Linked DNA regions of Homo sapiens: region 2 is linked to region 1. Evidence: read pairs that join two places in POLR2A ChIA-PET (ENCODE). Cell type or tissue: OCI-LY7. All regions are shown on one strand. Links, peaks and the distances in the headings refer to the core of each region. The heading gives the core; the rest is flanking DNA.

Region 1 (5,376 bases), core at 231-5,230:
AAAATTTTTATTAACTTAGGTGCAATTTTCTAGCAACCAAAGACATTTTTCTCTTAAATACTTTTACTAGTAGATACACAAAGCAGTATGGTGTACTAGTAGTTAAAAGTCTCGACTTAGAACTAGATTTGTACCATGTACTAGACATACGATCTGGGTTATTTACTTAACCTCTCTGTACATTAATTTCATCATCTGTAAAATGAAGTCCCACTTCATAGAGGGGTTTTGAGGATTAAATAGACAAAATACTTACCGATGATAGGCTTCTCGACGATACTTTTTCAGGGCATGCTTATCCATGTTAGCAGGCATATCTGCTGCATTCTGTAACCGATCACTCCAGGAGGTTGACATTTTATTTTAACTGTATTTTGTATTCTAGAAAAGAAAATCATTAATTTAGTAACTTAATATTGGCATCTGTATACTGACATCTGATTTTTTTAAAAATCAGAAAAACTCCAGCTTGCAAACTGCCTAATATAATTACCTATTAAAACACACTGAATACAGTAAATATGCTGAAAATTATACTGACACTTCTCAATAATCTAAAGTTGGAAAAATAATTTCATATGGTAATTTCAATCCGGAAAGATAACATATACTTCCAAATAATTAAGCATGGCTGCCAGTAATTACTCTAATCCTAGATTCTAGAAAAGGCACTAAAACCACAGCACAGCAGTTTGTGAAGATATATAATTTTAAGTTGATGTATGTTTTTAAAATGTGTGTAGTAGGCAAATTTTAAATTCTAATCAACAGATTCTGGTGTGGAGTAGAACAGTAGCAGGCACAGCTAGCGGGTTGGAATGGGGGTACAGCTCGTTTCCCCATTCCCGTAAGACGCCAGCCCCACCCCTCTGCCTGCCCAGCCAACCCCGCTGTACTACCCCAAGGTGTGAGTCTGGGTTGGATACTGGCTACCCCCCAGCAGACCCCCATCATAGGCAGCCAGAGCTCCAAGGCTCCTCGGAAGACGTGACCACCAAGGTTGCGGCAGGTGCTTCCCCTGCAAAGGCCAACGGACAAGACGATGGCCACGTGAAAAGCAATGAAGACTTATCTCCCAAGGGTGAAGGAGTGTTGCCTCTGTGAACAGAACACATGAGGCAGCCGGGGCCACTGGCGATGCCATTGAGCCAGCATCCCCTATCCAGGGTGCTGAGGCCAAGGGGGCAGTCTCCCCTAATAAGTTCTCTCTCAAGAAGTCTTTCAAATTCAGCAGGCTGCTCTTCCACAAAAATTGGAAGGAGGACGGGGGCAGTTCTTCTGCCTCTCAGCCAGAGGAAATGCAGGAGCAAGGTGCCTGTAGCAACAAGGGCACTGCCCAGGAAAGGAAGGCTGCTGCTACCCCTGAGAGCCAGGAGCCCCAAGCCAAGGGGGCAGAGGGTAATGCTGCCTCAGAAGAAGCCCCAGGCTACAGAGACATCCACTCCCTTGGGGCAGAGAGTGGCCCTATACCAGGCAGTGCTGAGCAGAATGAGGAGCTAGGTGGGGGCAGCAAAAACCGTGCTGTCCTTGTGAGGTCATTGCCTGGACCTGGTGCCCTGACTGCCTTCCTGTGCCCAGAAAGGAAGGGGCTATTGCCTCCTGCCAGCCACATTCCCTTTTCCCCTCTCCCTCCTGTGGATTCTCCCATCAGCGATCTGGTTTTCCTCTTAAGGCCAGCTGAAGATAGGCCCTGATAGCTCCCCAGGTTAGGTCACTGATGTAAAATGCTCCTCGCCTTGGCCCTACCTCCCTCCCTGTCCCCACCCCTGCAGAAGGCAACTGTTGGTTTTCTTCCTCGATTCTTTTCCAAGTAGGTTTTGTTTACCCTACTCCCCAAATCCCTGAGCCAGAAGTGTGGTGCTTATACTCCCAAACATTGCATACCCAGCCTCCCGCCGTTGAGTTTTAGTCTCTTGTGCTGTGTCTGCTGGCACTTGGGCTGAAAAGGCCACTGCCTCATCTAGGTTTTTGGTTTGTTTTTGAAACAGGGTCGCAGTGGCGTGATCTCTGCTCACTGCATCCCAGGCTCAAGCCATCTTCCCAACTCAGCTTCCCTAGTAGCTGGGACCACAGGCAGAGACCGGGGCGAGGGGGTCTCTACAAAAAGTGTTGGCCAGGCTGGTCTCGAACTCCTGGGTTCAAGCAATCTGCTCACCTCAATCTCCCAAAGTGCTGGGATTACAGTTGGGAGCCACCCGCCGGCCTCCATCTAGGTTTTCATAAATATCTTACTCATGTGGAAACCTCCAGCTTGTACATCAAATGTGTCTCTTTTTTTGACTTGGTAAGAAAGCATTAGGCTTTGGGGTTGGGGTAGGTCTGTAATGTGAAACAACTTGTCTTTTCTTCTCCCATTGTTATAAAACTTTTAATGGCCAAACCTCAGATTTGTACTTTTTTTTTTTAAGCTGCTAAAACCATTCTCTTCCACCTGGTTTTACTGTAACATTTGAAAAGGAAAAAATGTCATCCCTTTAAAAGATAAATAAATACATTTTGATAACATACTAAGCTCAGTCAATGGTGGCACAAATACAAGCAATAAATATTTGATTTCTAGTTATTTAATGCTTTTACATTTTTCTGTAATAACTTATTTTCAGCTGGCAATAAAGACTATGAACAAAAAGAAGGAATAAACTAAAACATTCCATCTAATTAGGATAAGCATCTAAAATGAGGTGGGCAGCTTAAGTGTTTTTAACTACTTTTACATTAGGCTATTCTTAGGTTTCACTTCTGTTTTTGAAGTTTTCATCAGTAAGTAGTTTCAAATAAGGATGAAAAATATCCTCTTAGAGTTAAGTAGTAGATTAATATTTTATAAAAATAGCATTATTTGTGAAAACATCTGTAGCCTGTTATTTCCCATCTTGAAAATGCTAACATCGTTTATGACATGAAGTCAATATATACCTCCCTTCCTCTCTCCCTTCTTCTGAGACAGGGTCTCACTGTTGCCCAGGCTGGAGTGCAGTGACATGATCATAGCTCACTGTAACCCTGAACTCCTGGACTCAAGTGATCCTTCCACCTCAGGCTCCAGAACAGCTAGAAATACAGGTACTCACTACAAAACCCAGCTAATTATTATTTTTTTTAATTTGTGTACAGACAGGGTCTCATTATGTTGTCCAGGCTAAGTCTTTTTTATATAAATCACCTCTGTGGCTTTTAAAAAAATAATTTATTCAGGGGAAATTCACATAAAATTGGCCACTTTAAAGTGAACAAGTTGGTGGCATTTAGTGCAACCACCAACTCCTTTTAGTGTCAAAATACTTCCATGACTCTAAAGTAAAACCCCTCATCCATTAAGCAGTTTCTTCCCACTATGCCCTCTACCCAGCCCCTGGCAACAACCAATCTGGACTCTGTCTCTGGATTTAACTATCCTGGATATTTCATATAAATGGAATCATACAACATGTGACCTTTTGTGTCTGCCTTCTTTCAGTTGGCATAGTATTTTCAAAGCTCATCCATGTAGTATCACATATCACATTTCATTCTTTCTAATGACTGAATAATAATCCACTGTGCAGGCGCAACTGGCTCTCCTTTTGTGGAAAAGTGAACTTAATCCACACGTCTCATCATATACAAAATTTAAGATGGATCATAGACCTAAACGTAATATCTAAAACTATAAAACTTGTACACAGACCAGGCGCAGTGGCTCATGCCTATAATCCCATCACTTTGGGAGGCCAAAGTGGGTGGATCACTTGAGCTCAAGAGTTTGAAAGCCTGGGCAACATGGCAAAAACCCATCTCTACAAAATATACAAAAATTAGTTGGGCATGGTGGTCCGTATCTGTAGTCCCAGCTACTTGGGAGGCTGAGGCAGGAGTATCACTTGAGCCCAGCAGAGGTTGCAGTGAGGCGGAGGTTGAAGCAGAGCTTGCAGTGAGCTGATTATGCCACTGCGCTCCAGCCTCAGTGACAGAGGAAGACCTGTGGCTCATGCCTGTAATCCCAGCACTTTGGGAGGCTAAGGAGGGTGGATCACGAGGTCAAGAGATGGAGACCATCTTGGCCATCATGGTGAAACCCCGTCTCTACTAAATACAAAAAATTAGCTGGGCATGGTGGCACGCATCTGTAATCCCAGCTACTCAGGTGGCTGACGCAGGAGAATCGCTTTCACCTGGGAGGTGGAGGTTGCAATGAGCTGAGCCGAGATCACACCACTACACTCCAGCCTGGGCAACAAGATCAAGACTGTCTCAAAAAAAAAAAAAAAAGACAAGCAAGCAACCCTTGGGGTTGCTCTGTAAACAGAGTGGTCATTCCTCTGTTTCCTCTACGTTTTCTCTGTATTCCTCTACGTTTTCTTTTTTCTTTTTTTCTTTTTTTTTTTTGAGATAGAGTCTTGCTCTGTCACCCAGGCTGGAGTGCAGTGATGCGATCTTGGCTCACTGCAACCTCCACCTCCCAGGTTCAAGCGATTCTCCTGCCTCAGCCTCCTGAGTAACTGGGATTACAGGCACGCACCACCTTGCCCGGCTAATTTTTGTATTTTTAGTACAGACGGAGTTTCACCATGTTGGTCAGGCTGGTGCCAAACTCCTGACCTCATGATCTGCCCACCTTGGCCTTCCAAAGTGCTGGGATTACAGGTGTGAGCCACTGTGCCCAGCCTCCTCTACTTCCTTAATAAACTTGCTTTCACTTTACTTTATGGACTCGCCCTAAATTCTTTATTACATCAGATCCAAGAACCCTCTCTTGGGGTCTGGATCAGGACCCCTTTCCAGTAACAATACTGTAGGTAGGAAAACCATGGAAGGCCTCTTTGAGGAGGTAATATTTGTTCAGAGACCTGAGTAAAGTAAAGGAGTGATATACAAAATAAAACAAACAGCAACTGCATATACACAAACAACAACTGCACCCAAGTAGCTGGGATTACAGGTGCACACCACCATGCCCGGCTAATTTTTTGTATTTAGTAACACAGTGGTTTGCAACTATACTCCCAGCTACTTGGGAGGCTGAGACAGGAGGATCGCTTTGAGCCCAGGAGTTTGAGGCTGCAGTGAGCTATAATCACACCACTGCACTTCAGCCTGGGTGACAGAGTGAGACCCAATCTCTAAACAAAAAAATAAAACAAACAATAAACCAACCTACTACAGGGTTGGCATATAACATCATATTAATCTGTTTTGCATATTATGGTTTATATGCATATGCAAAAGATTTAGAATATTTTATTCTCTTAGAAGGTTAGATTATCTCTGCAACCTTGTTTGTATACTTAATTTAAGTCCCTCTTCATGGCTAACAGAGGACTTAAAAAACTAAAACAAAATTGCATTTATATATTATCCTTCCATTAGAGTATTGAGAGGAAAAAGACAAGCTATGGT
Region 2 (5,376 bases), core at 279-5,278, 1.4 Mb before region 1:
AATAACTGCCCCAAATTGAAATTATTTATTCAGCTTAAACTAATGCCACAACCATCCCACTTGGAATCACTCCACCCTGACACTTCTGAAACCCACTCTTTCTTTCTTTCATCTCTGCCATGTCCCCTAAGACTGAGAGGCATTTCACTCAATAAACCAAGGAAGATGACAGATGTTATCTTGATTACTCTCAGGTGAGAAACGCAACCACACTGGATGCAGAAAATAGTGCTGACTACATTTATTGAAGACTCTCTCCCTGTATAAGCCCATGTAAAAGGTCTCAGCACCTAACACAAGACTCAAAAAGGAAGCCCACATCTCTCTTTCATACAGGATTTGCTGCAATACTATATTCTTCCAACCAGTGAGTAGTCTCAAAGTGTGATGGGTGAGTTTTACATAGTCTTCTTTGTTTCGAATCCAATTGGCTGATTTGTTACCATTCTAGAGGCTGAACTGTATGAAGACCTCAACTACCATTCACAAGGTGCAGTTAAGAGACTTTTGGACAGTTCACAGTGTCAACAAATGTCACAGGCTCCGACCAAGTATAACCACATCCTTTGGAAATCCTTCCATTTTTGCAATTTCAAAACATCCTAACTTGCTGTAAAATTCCAGAATTCTTTTATCATCTGGTCTCACTTCACAGAAAGCTCCCCGGGAGCCTAGAAATAAAACAAATATTCAAAACATAAATAAGTCACTTAATTAGTATAATTATAGATATAAAACTATAATCTTCGAGATGGTTAATATAAACAGGGCTTGTCTGTCTACACCAGCTCCTACATTTCACACAATTAAAAAAATTCATATTCAAAAAATTCAATAATGAGTGGCGTGAGCCACTGCACCCAGCTTCCCCCGCACCCGAGACAGAATCTTGCTCTGTTGGAGTCCAGTGGCAAGATCACGGCTCACTGCAACCTCCGCCTCCCGGCTTCAAGCAAGTCTCCTGCCTCAGCCTCCCGAGTAGCTGGGATTACAGGCGCCTGCCACCACTCTTAGTAGAGACAGGGTTTCACCATGTTGGCCAGGCTGGTCTCGATCTCTTGACCTCATGATCCGCCCACTTCGGCCTCCCAAAGTGCTGCGTGAGCCACCGTGCCCGGCCTTTTTTTTTTTTTTTTTTAAATTAGGTAGAGATGGGGTCTCAGCCATATTGCTCAGGCTGGTCTCAAACTCCTGGACTCAAGTGATCCTCCCACTTCGGCCTCCCGAAGTGCTAGGATTACAAGCATGAGCCACTAAGCCCAACCAGCATTTCTCAATTATTAATACACATGCGATTCTTCACCACTAATTAATTCAGAAACCAAATCATAAAAGGTGGGAAAAGCAGTATAAATTTACAATTCACTTCTTTCCTTTTATATCCAAAAATATATAGTTCTTTCCCTATCTTGCCCAAATACCACCAACTCCACAAATATGTACTCACCATTAGCCTTCAGTGAAGACAGGAGGCAAGCCATCATGCTTTTGGCCACACTTGGGTCAGTTACTTTTTTGTGAATGTCCATCTTTATCAGAGAAGGGAAATTAGCAAGGAAAGTTTCTGGCAGTACTTCCTGTTCTTCATGGAAACTCAACATTATTTTCTGGAAAAATTAGAATCTCTTGACTTTCACAATAGTTACGCATTAGATATCTAACCCAACTACAGAACTTAGCAACAAGAAAGCAATATTTAATAACTCTTCCAGTCACTATGTAAATTATCTCACACAGGATTATCCTATAATTCTAGCTGAAGCATTTTCACTTTCTTTGAGACAGGATCTCCTTCTGTTGGCCAGGCTGGAGAGGGGCAGGCATTCTCCCTCGCGTGCACGCGCTCTCTCTCTCTCTCTCTCTCTTTCCCTATTTATATCGTCAGGGCTGGTCTCGAATTCCTGGGCTCGAGTGATCCTTCTATCTCGGCCTCCTGAAGTGCTAGAATTACAAGTGTGTGCTGCCGTGCCTGGCCACCGTTTTCACTTTTAAAAGCTTGGGCCAGAGATCAAGACCATCCTGGCTGACACAGTGAAACCCTGTCTCTACTAAAAAAAAATACAAAAAATTAGGTCGTGTTGGCGGGCACCTGTAGTCCCAGCTACTCGGGAGGCTGAGGCAAGAGAATGGCGTGAACCCAGGAGGCGGAGCTTGCAGTGAGCTGAGATGGCGCCACTGCACTCCAGCCTGGGCAACAGAGCGAGACTCTGTCTTAAAAAAAAAAAAAAAAAAAAGTTTGGGTTGGGTCTAGTAGCTCACGCCTGTAATCCTAGCACTTTAGGAGGCTGAGGCAGGCAGACTGCCTGAGCTCAGGAGTTTGTGACCAGCCTGGGCAACAAAGTAAAACCCTGTCTCTACTAAAAACATAAAAAATTAGCCAGTCATGGCGGCGTGCGCCTGTAGTCCCAGCAACTCGGGAAGCTGAGGCAGGAGAATTGCTTGAACCCGGGAGGCAGAGGTTGCAGTAGGCTGAGATCCTGCCACCGCACTCCAGCCTGGGCGGGGAAAAAAAAAAAAAAAAAAAAAAGTTTTCTGGCCAGGCGTGGTGGCTCACTCACACTTGTAATCCCAGAACTTTGGGAGGCCGAGACAGGTGAATCACAAGGTCAGGAGTTTGAGACCAGCCTGGCCAACATCGTGAAACCCCGTATCTAGTAAAAATACAAAAATTGGCTGGGCCTAGTGGTGGGCGCCTGTAATCCCGACTACTCGGGAGGCTGAGGCAGGAGAATCACTTGAACCTGGGAGGCGGAGGTTGCAGTGAGCCGAGATCGCACCATTGCACTCCACCCCAGGCGACAGAGGGAAACTCCGTCTCAAAAAAAAAAAAAAAAATTTTGTCTAAATGCTATGTGGTATTGGATCCTGGAACAGGAAAAGGACATTAGCAGAAAAAACTGGTGAATAAAGTTTGGTGTCTGATTAATAATATACCCATGTTGGTTACTTAGACTTCACCAATACAGAAAATGGATAAGGAGTATACAGAAACTCTGTTTTAACTCTGCAACTTTTCTGTAAATCTAAAATCATTTAAAATACATAAAATATTTTAAATTAACGTATTCCTTACATGAAAATGTGCAAATTTTATGTTATTTATATTTTACCACAATTTTTAAAAAGTTCTTATGCTGAAAAGTGTCAGATGTGGAACAGCAATACATCAGCAGCTCAATCACCAGCATAGTGTCAGTGTAATCCCAAGTAAGCGAGGCAACACCAAACCAGCCTCTTGTTACACAGCCATGTGACTAAGGGCAGAAGGTAAAATATAGAAATAAACTATGAAGAAAATGAGGCCAGGCGCGGTGGCTCACGCCTATAATCCTAGCACTTTGGGAGGCTGAGGAGGGCGGATCACCTGAGGTCGGGAGTTTGAGACCAGCCTGACCAACATGGAGAAACCCCGTCTCTATTAAAAATATAAAATTATCCGGGCGTGGTGGCACATGCCTGTCATCTCAACTACTCGAGAGGCTGAAGCAGGAGAACTGCTTGAGCCTGAGAGGTGGAGGTTGCGGTGAGCCAAGATTGCGTCACTGCACTCCAGCCTGGGCAACAAGAGCAAGACTCTGTCTCAAAAAAATAAATAAATAAATAAAAAGACTATGAATACTTTGGTGTGGTGGAGAGGGGTAGAGAATTTTAGAAAAGGAAAAGAGAAACAACATAGAAGAAAAGAAAAAAGTATCACAAGTAGGGGTCCAAATATCTTATTTACTGTGCATAAAAACTATCCTCAAGAAGGAACTATCTAAAAAATGCATATACTGGCCAGGCACAGTGGCTCGTGCTTGTAATCCTAGCAGTATGGGAGGCCGAGGCAGGCGGACTGCTTGAGCTCAGGACTTTGAGACCAGCCTGGGCAACACGGCGAAACCCCATCTCTACAAAAAAAATACAAAAAAGTTAGCTGATGCGTAGTGGCTTGCACCTGTAGTCCCAGCTACTTGCAGGGCTGATGCAAGAGGATAACTTGAGCCTGGGAGGTCAAGGCTGCAGTGAGCCATGTTTGTGCTATTGCATTCCTGGGTGACAAGGTGAGACACTGTCTCAAAACAACAACAACATATACTGATGTATAAACCAAAATAATCACGTAATGTGTTGGCCAACATGGGGCATAAAACTTTTTTGGAGATGAAAAATGTATTTAAGTTGGGACAGGACAGACTTATTAAGAAGTGCTCCTATCACAAAGTAGACTCTCAAGAGCTCTTATTTTTAAATCACAATGTAGAATGCATTAGTCAGAAGGCAAGTTATTAACCTTCTGAGAAACCACCAAATAGATTTAAATTACTTAAATTGTCCTGAGTACTCAACAAAACGACCATAATATCTTGTTTTTTTTTTTTTTTTTTTTTTTTTGAGACAGAGTTTCACTCTGCTGCCCCGGCTGGAGTGCAGTGGCGCCATCTCAGCTCACTGCAACCTCCCGCTCCTGGGTTCAAGCAATTCTCCTGCCTCAGCCTCCTGAGTAGCTGGCATTACAGGCACCCGCCACCACACCCAGCTAATTTTTTTTTGTATTTTTAGTAGAGATGGAGTTTCACCACGTTGGCCGGGCTGGTCTTGAACTCCTGACTTCAGGTGATACACCCGCCTTGGCCTCCCAAAGTGCTGGGATTACAGGCACGAGCCACTGTGCCTGACCAAGACCATAACATCTTTAAGTATGAAACTTTAAAACAGAGGAAAAAAATGTTCTTTGTCTTTATTGTGTTTTCACCTGAGGAAATATTACAATAGTACTCCCAAATAAAAAACTGTCCCAATATTGGGGAAACAGTGAAAAATGTCATGCTAAGAATAAGCCATAAGAATTCTTTCTGCAAGAAAATTAATTTAGAAAGCACTAAGATTTTATGATGTATCTATGTACTTTTCCATTTTAGTAAGTACTTTAATAAAAAATAAAAATAAATAAATAAAAAAGACCATTACCATAGTATAATTCTTAACCTTTGTATTACCTCAGCCTCAGAGAGTTCCTTGTCACCATTTGGCTTGGTATACTTCTCCTGCATGAAGGGGATCCAGGAAATTTTACATTTTTTAATAAAGGGGGTCACATCTACAGTGCCCAAGGCATAACCACATATGCCATCTTCATCTTCTAGGACAAAGCAGTAATCCAGGCTGAGGGAAAGCAGCCCTCCTACTAACCTGCTCAGAAGGAAAGAGGCCACAGTAAACTTTTCAGTTGCTAATATAAAATTCAGACTTCAGTGATCCAAGACCCACTGTACTTGCATGAACTTACGGAACCTACATTTGGTGTAAGAAACTAGAAATGCACACATATTCAGATTTTACTAAAGCCAAAGTGGGATTTAAAATAAATAAATATATTTCCAGTCATCACCTCCC

What was found. ChIA-PET counts read pairs that join two places held together with the same protein. Peaks named below come from ENCODE experiments on the same cell type or tissue, not always from the same donor. Only the 100,000 strongest peaks of a DNase experiment are listed, where the experiment ranks them.
Region 2: POLR2A ChIA-PET joins it to region 1 with 5 read pairs; 2 of 35 experiments call an interaction of 5 or more read pairs at or near these places.

The regions. Positions count from the first base shown.
Region 1 is chr10:103,174,602-103,179,977 of GRCh38, forward strand. It overlaps NT5C2 (5'-nucleotidase, cytosolic II), which reads right to left. Exons shown (of 19, transcript NM_001351169.2): 3 at 257-381. The coding sequence starts at 357. It also overlaps the pseudogene MARCKSL1P1. Among named protein-coding and RNA genes, the nearest start is that of NT5C2, 16 kb to the right of the region's middle. In OCI-LY7, for the core only: no CTCF peak of the experiment used is centred there; DNase peaks (open chromatin) are centred at 2,840 and 2,940; H3K4me3 peaks cover 2,340 bases; H3K27ac peaks cover 3,435 bases.
Region 2 is chr10:101,785,917-101,791,292 of GRCh38, forward strand. It overlaps OGA (O-GlcNAcase), which reads right to left. Exons shown (of 16, transcript NM_012215.5): 14 at 4,980-5,172; 15 at 1,448-1,607; 16 at 1-671. The coding sequence ends at 535. Among named protein-coding and RNA genes, the nearest start is that of NPM3, 5.2 kb to the left of the region's middle. In OCI-LY7, for the core only: no CTCF peak of the experiment used is centred there; no DNase peak of the experiment used is centred there.